Linked DNA regions of Homo sapiens: regions 2 and 3 are each linked to region 1. A link is an interaction called in ENCODE POLR2A ChIA-PET data of the cell type or tissue named here. Cell type or tissue: K562. All regions are shown on one strand.

Region 1 (2,500 bases):
ATTAGATTCCATGCAAAACACACATGGATAGAACCATCAGAGAGTGCTACAGAGCAGAGACCACAAATTCTTATATTGGCTGATATAATAGTCTTCTGTCAAATGTTCATCTCCCTGCCCCCATGAGTAGGAACATAACTAGAAAAACTAAGTGTGGATTAGGGAAAGTAAATCCTGACTAGATAGTGGATGCTGTTAAGGAATTTCTATTAATTTCTTTTAGGTGTGATAATGGCATTGCAGATATACTTTTTAAAGGATTCTTTTCTTTTAGACATAAATACATAAATATTTATGGGAAAAATTTATTGGCTTTGGGAATTAGCCTTAAAATAATCTGGGTGGGGGTATATATAGATGAAACAAGATTGGCCACCAGTTGACAATTGTTGAAGCTGGGTGATGGGTCTACATGGGTGTTCATTATATTATTTTTTCTACTTTTGTATGTATGTTCGAAAATTTTCATAATAAAATTTAAAAAAAAAAAAGAAAGAAAGAAACCAACATTGGGAGGTTGGCCTTAAGACAGTCTTAAGGTCTGTCTTTTCCCCAGAAGGACAGCCCCAAGATGCATACTCTGGCTATTGTGCAAAGTGAGTCTAGGCTGCCAGAGGGCCCTTGGCCTGCTTCTCCCTCCAGGGTCTCCCTCCAAGGGATGGGATATTCCAGAGATCCTCCTGATTGTTTACCATCTTTTTCATGAATATTCCACCCTTGCCTCTTCCAGGTCAACTCCTATTTGTTCTGCCTGTCTCAGGTACCACTTCCTCCAGGTAGTCTTCCAGGACTCCCTCAAGGTCAGGCACCTTGTCTGAGCGCTCCAATACCAGTCTGTACCAAAGCCCTTGGGACATGACTTTTGTATAATCATCTGTTTTCTTGGGCTGTCTCACTCACCAGCTTGTGGGACTTGGAGGGCAAAATGCAAATGCAGGGCCCAGCACACAGCAGGCCTTCAGCCTCTGTTTGTTGAGTGAATGTTAGCAGGGGATTGGGGAGGGTAGAGGTGGGACTTGGAAGAATTGACCCCAGCTTCTCTCCCTCCCTTTAAAGGGCCAGACCTGTCAGCCAGTGTAGCTCCGCCCTAATCATCCGGGAACTCTCCTTCAGCCCAGGTAGAAGACAAAGCCCCTGGGCAAGCTGTAGCCAACGGTTCAGTGAAACTCTTGTCCTTGTCTCAGGTTTCAGGAACCGGATCCCAACCGGTCAACTTGTGTGTCCTCTTTCCTTCCCAAGTGGGAAAGAAAATCTCCAGCCTGCCTCCCCCTCCCTTCTCCCTGGTGTTAGCAGGGGCTGGGGATTAGCGCCTGTACCCAGCCAGGGTCAGGGCAGCTGAGCTGGTGGGGGTGGAGGAAAGCTCTCCCTAGAGGTAAACTCGAGAAGCAAACCCGAAGCAACCTACTAATAGCGGCTGCTGGGCCTGAGCCCTCCTGACCTTCCACTCCCACTGCCTGCACAGCCTCAGCAGCCCCCTCCCCCATCGGTTCTAGTTCACAGCTCAGTGTCCATGGTATCTCTACGGGGCCGGGAAGGCCCGAGGCCGGCGGCCTAACCCTCAGAATGCCCTTTGCAGAGGGTTGGGACCTATCAGGAGTGCACTGAGCAGCACGGCTCAATGCTTAAGGAGATTAACCCCAACTGGTACACACCCAAAATAGCCCTGGAGGCTAGGGTGAAGAGGGCAGAAGAGGTGACGGGGGCCTGTTGACCCAGGGAGGCAAAAGCAGGCACCGGAGAGGGTTAGACTGTTAAAATCTCGCCCTGAAATTTGAAACTGCCTCCATCCAGAGTTTGAAAAAGCAACTGCTTGTTTCTTAAACTAGGTGGTACAATCCACAGGTGTTTGTTTTAAATATTGTTATTATACGTTTTCTTCTGTATGTATATAATATTTAAAGAATTTTGAGGGCAGGTGTGATGGCTAATACCTGTAATCTCAGCACTTTGGGAGGCTGAGACAGGAGGATCACTTGAGTTCAGGAGCTCGAGACTAGCCTGGGCAACATAGCAAGACCCCATCTCTAAAAAATTAAAAATTAAATTAAAAAAAAAGAATTTTACCAGCCTGGCCAACATGGGGAAACCCCATCTCTACTAATAATACAAAAAAAAAAATGGCCAGGCACGGTGGCTCACACCTGTAATCCCAGCACTTTGGGAGGCCAAGGCGGGTGGATCACCTGAGGCTGGGAGTTCAAGACCAGCCTGACCAACATGGAGAAACCCCTTCTCTATTAAAATACAAAATTAGCCAGGCATAGCGGCACATGTCTGTAATCCCAGCTACTAGGGAGGCTGAGGCAGGAGGATTGCTTGAACCCGGGAGGCGGAGGTTACGGTGCGCCGAGATCGTGCCATTGCACTCCAGCCTGGGCAACAAGAGCAGAATTCCGTCTCAAAAAAAAAAAAAAAAATGCTGGGCGTGGTGGTGCATGCCTGTAGTCCAGCTACTTGGGAGGCTGAGGCAGGAGAATCACTTGACCCGGGAGGCGGAGGT
Region 2 (2,500 bases), 88 kb before region 1:
GAAAGAGAGATAGATAGATAGATAGATAGATAGATAGATAGATAGATATAGAGAGAGAGAGAAGGTCTTGCTCTGTCACCCATGCTGGAATGCAGTGGTGCGATCATGTCTCACTGCAGCCTTGACTTCCTGGGCTCAATTGATCCTCCTGCCTCAGCCTCCCAAAAGGCTGGGATCACAGGTGCGAGACATTGTGCCCATCATAGCACATTTTTTTTTTTGAGACGGAGTCTTGCTCTGTCACCCAGGCTGGAGTGCAGTGGTGCAATCTCAGCTCACTGCAACCTCTGCCTCCCAGGTTCAAGCGATTCTCCTGCCTCGGCCTCCTGAGTAGCTGAGATTACAGGCGCACGCCACCATGCCCGGCTGATTTTTGTATTTTTAGTAGAGATGGGGTTTCATCATGTTGGTCAGGCTGGTCTCGAACTTCTGACCTCATGATCTGCCCGCCTCAGCCTCCCAAAGTGCTGGGATTACAGGTGTGAGCCACCGTGCCTGGCCTATGAGCGTCTTTTGACATTTGATACTATTGACTACTTCTACCTTGAGGTTTCTACTTCTTGGGTGTCTCTGACACCATCCTCCCTGGTTTTTGTTTTCTTCCTACCTAGTTGATCTCACCTTCTCAATCTACCAGCTCTTCTTTCTCCATTTAGCCCCTAAACATACAGAAGCTCTATCCCTGGACTGTTTTCCCCTGTATTTTTCTGTCCATTTTCCCTGATTAGTGTTCAAACCCTTGGCTTCAACTATCATTTAAATGCTTCAAGACCCTAAAAGCTACTTTTTGACCCAAGCCTCCCTCTGAACATATCTGCCTACAGAATATCTCAGGCCCCTCAAAGCGCAGTAATCAGATCCAGCCCCCAATCTGTTCTTCCTCCTAAGGACCGGAGCCTGGCCTACCCAGCCACATGTCAGACTCTCTGTGTTATCTTGACTCTGCCCTCCCCTTAACCTCTCACCAAGTCCTGCCCTTTAGACCTCTGTGATGTCTCCTGACCCTTTGCTCCACTCCAGTCCTCATCTCCACTGTCATTGCTGCCACTCAGGCCCTCATCCCCTTTTCTTGGGAACTGTAACAGCTTTCTGGGTGGTGTCCTTTCTTTAATACTATCCCATCATGCTACCCTCCACATTGCCATCAGTGAGACATTACCAAAAAGCTATTTTGACTCTGTTACCTTACATTTCATGATCTACAAATCTCTCAGCCTCATTTTTGGCCACTCCTGCCTGAAATGCTAGGCTCCTATCCTATTCAATTTCTTCCTGTCCTCTGTTTAAATCGTACCATTTCATGCATCTTGACCTTTGCACGTGATGTTCTTTCTGCCTAGGTGACCCCCATCTCTGTGCCCTGGTGAGTTCCTACTTATCTTCCCAGAACCCCCGCGCACCTGGTTCCAGAGTCTGTGTTCTTCTCTGTGGTTTCAGTGTCACTATAGATACTTTTGTCATACAATTATTCCCATTATGTGTTAAGCATCTGTTTACTCATATAACCTCAAGAGGGGAGAGTCCTCATCTTGGTTTCTTTTATATCATCAATGCCTGGCACAAAGCAGATTCTTCAATGAATCATCATTTTTAATGAAGGCATAGTATTCCATAGTAGAAATAGATGAGTCATACTTTGGTTAACTCATTCCAAATATAGACATGTTGTTTATTTTACTTTTTTTGAATTACTAATGTTTATTTTTCAAAACGAAGGAAGAATTTTCTTCTTTTTTTTTCCCCCGAGGAAACACCAATTTTAATTTAAAGAAAAAAAAATCAGAAAAATATCTGTGAGAATAATGGAGCAAAACAAGTCCTGAAAAAGAGTTCTGCATCTTGGTCATGTTTATTGGAAGAGCTTGAGAAAACTGAAAATACCATTTAGCTTAAGAAGTTGTGAGTTACGACAGGCGTAGTGGCTCACACCTGTAATCCCAGCACTTTGGGAGGCCAAGACGGGCAGAACACGAGGTCAGGAGATCGAGACCATCCTGGCAAACATGGTGAAACCCCGTCTCTACTAAAAATACAAAAAATTAGCCGGGCGTGGTGGCGGGCGCCTGTAGTCCCAGCTACTCAGGAGGCTGAGGGAGGAGAATGGCGTGAACCCGGGAGGCGGAGCTTGCAGTGAGCCGAGATTGCGACACTGCACTCCAGCCCGGGCGACAGAGCGAGACTCCGTCTCAAAAAAATAAATAAATAAAATAAAGTAATTAGCTCATCTAGGCCTAGCCTGATAAGATCCAGGGGCTCCTCTACAGTGTCGGTAGTGCGTTTCTGGTCTGCGTCGTCCGCCATGTTTCAAACCCTGCACCCTTTCCCGCCTCATTTTCTTCTTTTTTTCCCCCCCTTCCAACTACATCCTACACGATGTCTTCTTTTTTATTTTAACAGAAATACAGGCTTTTTGTAAAGGAAAATTCAGGCAATATGGAAAGGCATTAAGACAAAAGTAAAAATTATGCATCATATCATTATCCAAAGATAGTTGTTGTCA
Region 3 (2,500 bases), 490 kb before region 1:
CCTGACCCACAGTCTGAGAATGAAACCTGGGTTCAGGAGAGATGTGACACAGATAAGAATATCTACTAATTAAAAGGCCATATCTCTGCACTACTAGAAAATCAGTACATATATGGGCTGGGCACAGTGGCTCACACCTGTAATCCCAACAATTTGGGATTACTCAGTATTATTCAATATTCACTTTTTGCCTTTAATTCCAATAATAACTGCTTCCCTAACTAGTCTACCATACATTATGATAATACCTTCATCTATCACAGAGGACACATAACGAGAAACACCAAATCCTTTAAACACAGAGTTTGGGATTACAAGTGGCAAGGCTGGGAATCACTTGAGCCCAGGAGCTTGAGACCAGCTGGGAAACCAGTGAGACCCCCCATCTCTACCATTAAAAAAAAAAAAAAATTAGTTTAATTAAAATAAAATCAGCTGGGCATGGTGGCTCATGCCTGTAATCCCAGCGTTTTGGGAGGCTGAGGCAGGCGGATCACGAGGTCAGGAGATCGAGACAATCCTGGCTAACACAGTGAAACCCCATCTCTACTAATAAAAAAAATACAAAAAATTAGCCAGGCGTGGCGGCGTGTGCCTGTAGTCCCAGCTACTCAGGAGGCTGAGGCAGGAGAATGGCGTGAACTTGAGAGGTGGAGCCTGCAGTGAGCTGAGGTCGCACCACTGCACTCCAGCCTGGGCAACAGAGCGAGACTCTGTCTCAAAAATAATAATAATAAAATAAAATCAGTAGACATAGGGATAGGAGTTCCAGAGCTTCTAAGTTGTTTGAAGTGAGACCGAATAACACTATTTTCAGCCAAACTCAAGGATCTTTGTCATTATAACATTTTAATGACTCACATGAATACAGCAACAATAAAATCTTTCATACCTCACCACAGACAATAACATTAGGCTCCTCAAAGCTCATTTTTTGCCAAGAACAAATATATTTTTTTCCTGTTTTAGAGGCTTGAACATAAATACAATCAGAAGGTCCACGGAGTTTTATTTTAAATAACAAACATAACTCTGTGTTAATAGGGCCAGAGGCAGGGTGGTGGAGGGTAACATTATAGCTACCAGTGATGTATATTTCACAACAGTCAGACTGCCATTGAAAAGAGATGTTAAGCCTTTTATTCTAGAGACCCAGCCACCAATCTCGTTGTTCTTTTAGAGGTTCAGGCTCACTAACCAGTTTATTTCGAATATCCATGTCACAAAGTGCTTCTGCCAGGATGGAGCAAGCCTCCTTCACTCCCCAGTGTGCAGCAGCATGGAGGGGAGTCCAGCCATCATAATCCTGAACATTGAGTTCATAGCCAGCCTGAATTAAAAGTCTAAAAAGAAAACCCAAAACAAGACATATATCTTCTGTATATTACAATTTTCTGGCAAATACACTATTACCTAATTGATATTTCAGATTTTGGCCCTGAACCACAGGGGTCTTATGATTACTTCTGCCCTCTAAGGCACAGTTTGGGTTTCATAGTTAACTACTTTGCGTACCAATCATAGATGACCTTTACCAATCCTCTCAAAAAAGTCATAAGATATTTCCTAGGCATATCCATTTTACACCATACAAGGGGAGTATACGGAAACGTATGTACCTAAGATTAACCAAAGCATAATTCAATTAGCCAAATCACATAACTCTGTTAAAGGTACATTTTCCATTTTCCAGTGCAGGGAAGAAGTAACATATAAAATGAAGACTCTAATAGGCTGTGGTCATTCTCTCTATCTGTAATAGTGTCAACAATAAAGATAAAGTTTAAAAAAATAAAATAAAATGAAGACTCAATTCTCTTCAGGGTATTTTCCCAACTAGCCTTCTGGTTGGTCTTTCTAGGACACTATATTTACCATATACCCACATATCTCCAATTTTTTGCTAACTATAAAGCTATAATTTAACTTGTATGCATGGAAGAGAAAAGATTTGACTCCTGAAGACCCAAACCACATTGGGGCCCTTATGGATAGCGCTATCAGGCAGAAATGGAGCACCAAAACACTGCTATACCTATTAAAAACCCTGCATTAGGTGAAATATGAAATACTGGAAGAGTCCAGTTAACAACTGCACATATAATGCCTTTGGCAACCCATGTATTTGGGAAAGCCTGTGAACATTAAGTACCAAGAGCTACAAGAAGCATGTATGGATGTAAGGAAAAATGGAACAGACAGAGTAGTAGAGTCCAAATCCCTCATATAAGTTTGGCTATCCTGTGCCAGCTGGACATCGCATACTCAAGATCTATATAATTAATCTAATGACACAAAAGAAATTATATAAGTCAAAACGGAACAAATGATCACAAGTATTACAGGTCACAAGAAGAGGTCGTTGCAGGGATATTAATGACAAATCAGAGAACTGGAAGAAGTCCCCTCCTAGGACCATGTACCTCAACTCTGTTTCACATCATACATGTTAGTGAGAAGCTAGAGGAATGGTAGGAGGGAGGGAGACAATCCATGGATG

The links. Peaks named below come from ENCODE experiments on the same cell type or tissue, not always from the same donor. Only the 100,000 strongest peaks of a DNase experiment are listed, where the experiment ranks them.
Region 2: POLR2A ChIA-PET joins it to region 1 with 5 read pairs; 7 of 35 experiments call an interaction of 5 or more read pairs at or near these places.
Region 3: POLR2A ChIA-PET joins it to region 1 with 5 read pairs; 3 of 35 experiments call an interaction of 5 or more read pairs at or near these places.

What each region holds. Positions count from the first base shown.
Region 1 is chr1:201,940,666-201,943,165 of GRCh38, reverse strand. The region is part of intron 1 of LMOD1 (leiomodin 1); the gene reads left to right. Among named protein-coding and RNA genes, the nearest start is that of LMOD1, 4.6 kb to the left of the region's middle. RefSeq lists an enhancer at 766-1,715. In K562, no CTCF peak of the experiment used is centred here; DNase peaks (open chromatin) are centred at 1,095 and 1,495; H3K4me3 peaks cover 668 bases.
Region 2 is chr1:202,028,407-202,030,906 of GRCh38, reverse strand. No RefSeq gene overlaps it. Among named protein-coding and RNA genes, the nearest start is that of ELF3, 19 kb to the right of the region's middle. In K562, no CTCF peak of the experiment used is centred here; a DNase peak (open chromatin) is centred at 956.
Region 3 is chr1:202,425,883-202,428,382 of GRCh38, reverse strand. PPP1R12B (protein phosphatase 1 regulatory subunit 12B) reads right to left here. Exons shown (of 24, transcript NM_002481.4): 5 at 1,199-1,343. Among named protein-coding and RNA genes, the nearest start is that of PPP1R12B, 78 kb to the right of the region's middle. In K562, no CTCF peak of the experiment used is centred here; no DNase peak of the experiment used is centred here.